Linked DNA regions of Homo sapiens: region 2 is linked to region 1. Evidence: chromatin contacts called from ENCODE Hi-C or POLR2A ChIA-PET data. All regions are on one chromosome and are shown on one strand. Each heading gives the region's core, a stretch centred on a gene start or an enhancer-like site at or near the end of the contact. The rest is flanking DNA. Distances are from core to core; before and after follow the strand shown.

Evidence for each region. Hi-C counts contacts between places; a loop is a spot of excess contacts on that map. ChIA-PET counts read pairs that join two places held with the same protein, here RNA polymerase II (POLR2A). Pooled maps may share reads with other maps.
Region 2: a loop to region 1 is called in a map of dorsolateral prefrontal cortex, with 4 times the contacts of the local background. The contact joins the promoter of L1CAM-AS1 here to the promoter of HCFC1-AS1 in region 1. A Hi-C loop is called at or near these places in 1 of 168 maps with a recorded cell type or tissue (dorsolateral prefrontal cortex), 1 of 37 single-sample maps with no recorded cell type and 4 of 50 pooled maps. POLR2A ChIA-PET finds 5 or more read pairs at or near these places in 4 of 52 experiments (GM12878, WTC11 and activated B cell).

Annotation. Positions count from the first base shown.
Region 1 is chrX:153,966,393-153,970,423 of GRCh38, reverse strand. HCFC1-AS1 (HCFC1 antisense RNA 1) reads right to left here and starts at 1,659. Exons shown (of 3, transcript NR_046608.3): 1 at 1,354-1,659; 2 at 1,053-1,225; 3 at 333-639. All of the region lies in intron 1 of HCFC1 (host cell factor C1), which reads left to right. RefSeq lists enhancers at 1-6, 1-235, 3,426-4,031 and a silencer at 1,022-1,200.
Region 2 is chrX:153,878,903-153,882,933 of GRCh38, reverse strand. It overlaps L1CAM-AS1 (L1CAM antisense RNA 1), which reads right to left and starts at 2,262. Exons shown (of 7, transcript NR_130768.1): 1 at 2,216-2,262. The region is part of intron 1 of L1CAM (L1 cell adhesion molecule); the gene reads left to right. RefSeq lists enhancers at 369-1,366, 3,340-3,399.

The DNA.
Region 1 (4,031 bases), core at 410-2,909:
CTGATCGGCTTGCCCCTCCCCTTTGCTGTGCCGGGCTTCAGTGCTTTTCTCTGATCTTCTCCCCGTTCCCTTGTCTCTCCCGTGTTTGAGGATTGGTTTTCGTTAGTTAAAAGAAAGCCCCTAGTCCGACTGGTGAGGGAGAGGGGCTGTCGCCAGCGGTGGTGACTTCAGACCCACACCGTTACCCAGCGGGCTGGGGCTGGGGCTGGGGCGGGCGGATGTGTCCCCTTGGCGCAGGCAGAGCTCCCCTCCCTCCCTCCCTCCCTTCTCCTGCGCCTGCTCAGCTCTCCCTCATCTCGAGTGCCCATTCTGGAGAAATGACCATTTCTAGATTACAGATTCGTTCTCTGTCTCTCGAAAAAGGGAGGGAAGGGAAGCGCTCTTAGGACGCAGAGTTTAACATCCGCCGACCCGGGTAATGCCGGAGCCTTGGGGACCCCTAGGACGGGCCGGCGGCAGGGCCGCCTCTCCCTTTCCACGTTTACTTCTGCAGCATTTCTTTCCAAGTCGCCCCTTCTCCTAATCTGGTGCCTTCTGGTTTACAAGCTGAATTCCAGTTACCCCTCAGCGGCCTGCGTAGTCGTGTGTCTCCCCGCTTCTGCGGATCCAGGGGGTTACCCCACCCGCTCTTCTGCCTCCCTGCAAAACCCAAAGCCCGTTAGTTGGGAAGGGGAGGAACCTCTCTCTTCAGGTATGGCTGATGCACCACGGCCTTCGTGGGGGCCGTTTGTTGTTGCCTCTGCCTAGTAGCCTTGCTTAGTCTCTAGGGCAGAAAGCCTGCTGCTGTCCACGACAGCTTTGTGGCATCCTTTTTCTTGGTGGCTACTTGGCCCGTTTTGTGCCCCTAGCACAAGGGTCAGTTCCCAAGTTGCCTACTGACTGCCCGTTGGCCCACAGGACCCTGGCCTTGCCCAGAAGGCAGGGTCAGGGTGAGTTCGGTCCCAGGCAAGAGCTGGAAGAGTCTGGGTGAGGGAAAAGCCCCCTGCAGGCGGCTGGGGGAGGGCCTTGGGATGCCCTAGTCCTGAGTGGCAGGCACGGCTCCCAGCACTAACCCCTTGCTCCGCGGCCGTTCTCTCCTGGGGGCTCTAGCGATCCCCTGGCCTCGGTGGTGGCCCTGCAGACAAACCCTCGCTGAGTGGGCTTTGTGTCCTGAGCGGTGAGAGGCTGCTGTTCTTTGGCTGAGCTCCAGTGCCTCGATGCTCTGGGGGTGGGAAGCTGGAGCTGCCTGGAGGGAGAAAGTTGGTTTAGGGAGTTGGGAAGGCTGGAGCTGGGCTCTTGGGTGCCGCTTCCTTCCCCACCCCCCAAGGCAGAAAGTGCTGGTTTCTCCACATCTCGGAGATTATCGCCACCTACCACGTTGACTTTGAAAGGCTGGTGGGTTGTCTGTGACCGTTTTTCGTTCCAGGTCTCTCAGCACCTGTTGCCTCCAGGGAGCAGGGCCTTTCTCAGCAGCCCCCGGGCGGGGGCGCTTGGTGGTTGGTGGTGCCCCGCGCCAGCCCAGGCAGCTGCAGTAGCAGGAATTAGCTCAGTAAGCTAAGGCTTCTCCAGTGGTGGGGCTGTTTATAGAGGCACCGTCACCATGAGCAGCACCTTCTCCACTCTGTGGACCGACTTTCTTCTCATAAGGCCTGGAGCAGGCTCCCTGGCAGGGAAATGCAATTTTAGAAAGTAGGGCAGGGGCCTAATTACAGTCGGCTCCAGAGTCCACCACCACTGCTGCCTTGGCTTCCTGGGGCCTCTGCATATTCATTAGTTTATTAAAATGAATTGACCACTTTGGCATGAATTCATTACCAGTCTGCAAAGACAGGTTGTGCATTAGAGGGGTAGCCTGCCTTCCAAAGGGCTGCTTAAAATGAAGCTCTGGGATCCTCCAGGGTAGCAGTTTGGAAACTGTCATCGGCAATTCCTCAGACGAGAGAGCAGCTGGCAGACCTGAAGCCCTCTTCCTCACCGGGGTTTCTGCCCCCTCCCGCCAGCCCGGCCTCGTCACCTTTGTCTTGTCTTCTTTTGTTGTGTTTGGGATGAGATCAGGGCATATTCTCACGCCTGTGCCCCTTGCAGTTCTGCGGGATCAGTCCTCAAAAAGCCTTGTACCTTTGGAGAGAGCTGATCTGGAAGGGGTTCCCGTTGCTAGGATAAGAAAGCTTCAGGGGGTGTGTGCTTTGAGAGCTCTTAGGGTAGCTACTGTGCTTGTCCTTAGGGAATTTTAGTTCCATGTGGCAAGCCAAAGGATTCAGAGTGCTGCCAGGTGTGGGGGGTGGGGGAGCGAGAGCTTTGGCTACGGTGGCTCTGTAATGTCCATAGGTTCTTGGAGCTGGAGGGAGCCTTGGAAAATACCTAGTGGAACTACTTCCTTGTTTCTGCAGATGAGGAAATTGGGGTCCAAGAGGGGAAGTGACAGGTCCAGGGTCGCCCTCCCAGCTGGTGGCGGAGTTGGGCGGGAGTGCAAACCTTCATAGAGGCCGTTCTGCCACCTGTCTTTGGGGCCCATCACCTTTGAAATGCCTCCATTCTCTCCTCTGTCCCTGTATCTAATTGTTCATTGCGTTGGGCAGGCATCAAATGTGTCCCCTTCCACACCAAGCCCTCCTCTCCTCTTACTAGACTCTTGCAGTCACTTCCTGATTGGCCCTGCTAGTTTCATTTGTCGGGAAATCCTGTTCACCCTTCAAGGCCCGGCTGAAACGTCACCTCTTCTGAGAAGCCCTTTCCACTCCTGTCCTCCCCTCTCCAGCAGTCGCACTGCTCTGTGCTCCCAAGGGCCCGGCTTGGTCAGAGCTCTTCTAGGGTGTTTGTCTCATCGTGGGAGGGGGGCATGCAGCCTTCCTACCCCATTGGGAGTATGAGCACAAGATCGGTGTCCTCTGTGCCTCCCAGCACGTCGTATGCCACACAGGAAATGCTCTAATGTGACAGGTAGAACAGAGAGGAAGGCAGCTCGTTGAACTTGACCGGCCACCTCACTGCATGGGCACCAGTCTCTAGGTGGTGATGGGACAGTGGCAACCAGGGATGGAGCTTGCAGAGCATGAAGTGGTTGGGGGAGCTGATGAAACACAGAGAGGCCGGGGCACAGCCTTGCTCAGGAGAGGGGAGCTGGAGTGGTCTTCATCTAGTGCAGGGTCCTTTCCCCACCTTCCCCTCCCAGCTGAGAGCCAGCATTTCCAGGATGAGGGGCCCAAGGATTGGGTTACATGACACCCCCCAGATGATTCAGGGGTGACTGAGAGCAGCTGTCACATTGAAAAGCTGGGAGAAGGGAGGAGAGCTTGCTCGTGTGCTTTCAGGGGGCGGAACCAGGACTCGTGGGTGAGATGAGGAGCCGCAGGTTTGTCGTCACACCAGGAGCTGTGCTCCCTGACAGACCTCTCTTGACGGGGGTGGGGAGGGCCCCTGCCCTGCCTGGAGTGTTCTAGAATGAGATCAGCACCTCTTGGGTCCTGTAGAAGGATCTGGTGAGCGGGATCCCCAAAGATATCACAGGGCGCTTCTGGCCTGGCCCACCGGCTCACTGATCAGCGTGTGATAGGAAAGCTGCCCACTGACCCCACGTGCCATTTAGCTTTGTCCCAAACTCTGACCCGCAGCCCCATAGCTGTGGGCTTTGACCACGAGGGTGCTCAGGGGAGTGAGGGTGGCTGCCTGGACATGGGACCCTAGGGAAGGCACAGATCGGTTGCTTCAAGTCAGTGATGGGGCTGTTGTCTCTGTCTCTGTTTTACGCTGTGACCTCAGGTGTCGCTTGCCCTCCTGGGCTCTGCCCCTTTACCTACCGAGAGCAGTTGGCCCAGGCAGCCTTAGGTCTCGTTATGCGTTTACCCTGGTAGCTTGCATGGAGCTCCCTCCAGGGATTGGTCAGGACGGCTCTCCAGTGCGCAAGGCTGTTGGCCTTGGCAGCTCTTGCTTTTCTGGGGTGGTTTTTGCACTGGGAATGAGAAAGAGGCAGAGGGCCAGGATCCGAGCTTGCACATGCGGGCGGCACAGGTGTTGTCCCTCTGCTTTAGGGAAATGGCAGGGGAGCTCTAGTG
Region 2 (4,031 bases), core at 1,013-3,512, 88 kb after region 1:
AGGGAGGAGCTGGGGAGGGTCTGGCCGCTGTTCTTTCTAGAAGCTTTTCTTTGTCCAGTGGCCCCCAGCCCAGGTCCCCGTGTTCTTCCCAGGTTGGAAAGCTGCAGAGGGAGTGCCCAGCCACTGTCAGTCAGCAGCTCCTGCTCATCTCTGGCCCTTACACCCAGCAGGGGCAGCTGCGAGGGCCAGGGGTTGGGTGGGGCAGGAGGGTGGCAGCGTCCTGGGCTCCATGCACTTGGCCAAAGAGGACTTCTGAACCCGTCCATCCCAGTGCGGGTCTGAGAGTGGAACTTGAGGGAAAGGGACTGAGTCCCGGGAGCCCCTCTGCCCCCTGCCCTCCAGCCAGGCAGACTTCCTATCTGCATGTATGGGGTTTGTGTCTCTGCTTGTGTGTGTGTATTTGTGTGTGTGTAACCTCCAGTATTCCTGTTTGTCTGGGTGGGGTCATATATTTGGTTGCATGTGTGTGTGTGTTCGTGAACCAGCATGCACACACATATTGTCATGAGGCCACGTGGGTCTCCTCAGATGCCCCAACAGGGCCTGTGCTGGGAAGGGGTGGGGCTGAGGGTGGCTGCTGCAGTGGCTGGATGGGGACAGAGCCTCTGGCCAACCCAGGCTGTGCTTCAGTGGAGGGGGGTTCCCTGTGGCCCTGTCTCCCAGCCATCTGCGTCTGTGTTCATGACTTAGGAATGCCCAAGCCCTGGGGATCACAGAGGCCCCATTGTCCGCCCCCGGGCTTCCTGTGTCCCCCTCTGCCCTTTAACCCCTCGGGAGTGGGGCCCCTGGAGGGGGCCCGTGGGGCCTGGCAGTGTCTGAGCTGTTTCCAGGCACCCCCACCCCGCCCCCCGCAAACCAACACAGGCTAGGTATCCCAGGACTGCTGTGGGCCAGGGCCTCTCCCTGCCCCAGGCTGGGCTCCTTCCCTGCTCTCCTTTTCAGGCCACAGCCCCAGGAACTGGATGCAGTCTGTTCCTTCTGGCCTGGCCGCTGAAGCCCCCTCTAGTGCTAGGGTCATCCTAGCTCCCTGAGGAGGCCTGGGGCCTGAGAGGAGCCCTAGTTTTGCTGCCACCTCATTTCTCTCGCCTTCTAGGGGTCTCGGAGGCTGAAGCCTTGCCGCCTGCTGGGCATCAGTATCTCCTTCGACACAAGAATGGGGCCACTGCTGTCCCTAAATGCTGATTGGAGAGGGGCCTCTTTGGGAGGGGTTCTGGAGCCTCTGGTTGCAAGAAAGGTATCAGAACAAGTCCAGATTCCAGAGAGCAGAAGAGGGGACCAAGAAACCAGCCTGTCCCCAAGCCCAAAAGGGAAAGGAGTTGGCCTTCTCTTGGACTGAGTACCTGGATGGGGGACTTGGGGGTTTGTTTGGTGTCGGGCTTCAGCTCTGTGCTGAGACGTGATGTTGATCACATCCTACTTCCGCATGGCCTCCATCCCAAGATGTCACTCCCTGCCCCCGACATTTGCCTGCCATCTGCCTGGCAAGTAAGCCCTCCCCACGGGGCAGGATGGCTTGGAGGCCATCCTCGCCCAGGCCCCTGGTTCCCTGGGAAGCCCAGCAGGCACACATGTTGGGATGCCAGAGCCTCTGAGAGGCAGCTTAGGGAGCCACCACGCCCTCTAAAACCCCACCCCTGCTGAGACCCAGTGCCAGCTCTGTGATCTTGGACACAGTTTCCAGTTTTCTGAGCCTCCGTGTCCTCATCTGTAAAATGGGGATGATGATAGCACCTCCCTCCCTGAGGCAAATCTGGGGAGGAGATGAGTGGATGTGAGTGGAAGTGCTCATGAGGCTTTCTGGTACGTGGTAAGTCCACGCTGTAAGTTGATTTAATAGAACAGACCACAGAGGCATGTGATTGTGGGGATGGAGTGGGGCTCCTCCCTCCCTTCCCCAGTAGTCAAGACCGTCCTCCCTGAACCCCACAAAGGGTTAACCTCCGTCTCTTTTCCCCATCTTTTAAGGAGAATGGTCCATTACAGGTGAGTTGTAGTTGCCTTGGAGACTGAAGCCTCAGGCGAGATGAGGGGGCTGAGGGCTCACTCTCTCCTAAGGGTACCCTCTTAGGGAGGGGTGAGGTTGGGAGTGCAGGGACTAAGCAGCAGTCATAAAGGACTTCTGGGCCCCCAGGTACCTGTGGGGGCTCCCTGGAGCAGCCCCCTTTATGTGCTGTCTACATAACACATAACAAGGCTTTCCTCTGGCTTCCCCCACCTCTGGGACTTGGGCTGCATCACCATAGAAACCCGCCAGCCACGGCCTGGGGAGCGGGGCGGGGAGGGCCAGCGGGAGCCTTAAAGGGACACAGTGCACAGGGTGTAGGTGACACCCACACCATCGTATACACACCAACAGGCACAGAAGCCCCCCAGGCTCCCAGGCCTGCAAGCACATGGGCCCAGCACCACACTCTGACCCTTTCATGTGCCCTGTGCTGAGCCCCCAGCCCCACCCCCACTCTGGCCCACTGAGTCACCAGGCACCATGTCCCCAGGAGACAAGGGCAGGAGAAGCCGGATAGTCTCTGCTGTGCTGTTGAAGGGCTCTCTTGTTGCTTCTCCTTTGAGAGGAACTCCAGGCAGAACCTGAGAACTGACAGGCAGGTGTGCAGGGCACATGTGCAGGGCACCGCTGGAGGTTCCCTTCTCAAGGTGTGTGGTGGTGGTGGTGATGGGGTGTGTGTGTGTGTTTTCAGGGAGGAGGCAGTCACTCCAGGTCTAGCCAGGCTCCACAACCTCCCAGGTCCCTCCCTGGCAAGCTGCTTCCCATCAGACCAAAGCAGGCACTTTGGAGCAGAGGACAGAGGACTCCCTGAGGGACCTGCGGGTGTAGTGGGAGGCCAGGTGGGGTGGGATGGGGCAAGGCTCTTCTGGGGCTGAACCCCTCCCTGTAGGCTGCTGGGCGTGACCCTTGCCTCCCTGGCCCTTTCCCACCGGGGAGGATGGGTTTGGGACCGGACTTACTCAGGAATGGCCCCATCTTCAACTGCCCCAGCACAGCGGCCACTGTCCACTCAGTGCATGGTCACGCAGGCTCACTCTTGGCCTAACACATGTGCGTCTCCTCCAGCCAGGTGACCACTTACTCCCAGCCAGCAGCAATATTGGAAGGCTTCCCTGGGATTTTCTGGGTGCTTCCCCCTCCCCCCGTTCCTACCCGCAGCAGGAATCCCCCGACCCCCACCTGTTCCCTGGCATGGCATGGGTCAGCCAGCAGTGTGCCATTCATCCTGTCTCACGGCCGTCCCTTGCCCAGTGCCACAAGTGGGCAGGGCCTTGATGCTCTGTTGCGTGGGGCTTTGTAGGCCCCTCCGGCCCCAGCTCACAGCTGCTCCACCCTCTGTCTGTCTCTCTACCCTGCTCCCAGGCCAGCGTGACGTCCACGCCGGGAAGCCCCTCCACTGACCCAGGCCCATCTTCCCTCCTCCCCGCCCCTTGCCTGGCACAGCCCCCAGGGACAAGGACGCTGTGCAGGCGGCCTGCGCGCACGCGCACGTGCACACGCCCACCCCCACCCCTCACTCTTCTCGCTCTTTCTGCCATTTCTCAGCGGCGCACTCTGCAGCTGCCTCTCACCCTTTGTGCTCCGGTTTCCTCTTCTCTCCCTTTCTCTGCTGCCTGGGTCTCCGTTTCGGAATTTCCCCACCCCCTAACCATCTCCATCGTGGTTAGCGCTGTCTTCCTACGTCTGTCTTTGTCTCCTGCTCCCCCCTGCCTCTTCTCACTCTGTCTGTCACCCTTGGCAGACCCGGCCTTGGCTCCATCTGTGGAACACTCCCCCCTCCCCGCTCCTTTGCCCTTAGTGGTGCTGGTGGGGGGTAGAGGGCCTGCTGAGCTGACAACCCTAGCTGCTTGCTCTGTAATTGCCTGAGGAATGGTGAGAGATCAGAGACCCAGCAGCAGTGGGAGGAGAGGAGGGAGCGCCCCCTCCCAGCTGTTATATCTCGCAACCTTCTGGCTGCTTCCTGCCTGTCTCCGACTGCCCAGGGCGGTGGCAAGCTAGGTGGCAAATACTGGGAGACCAAAAAAGA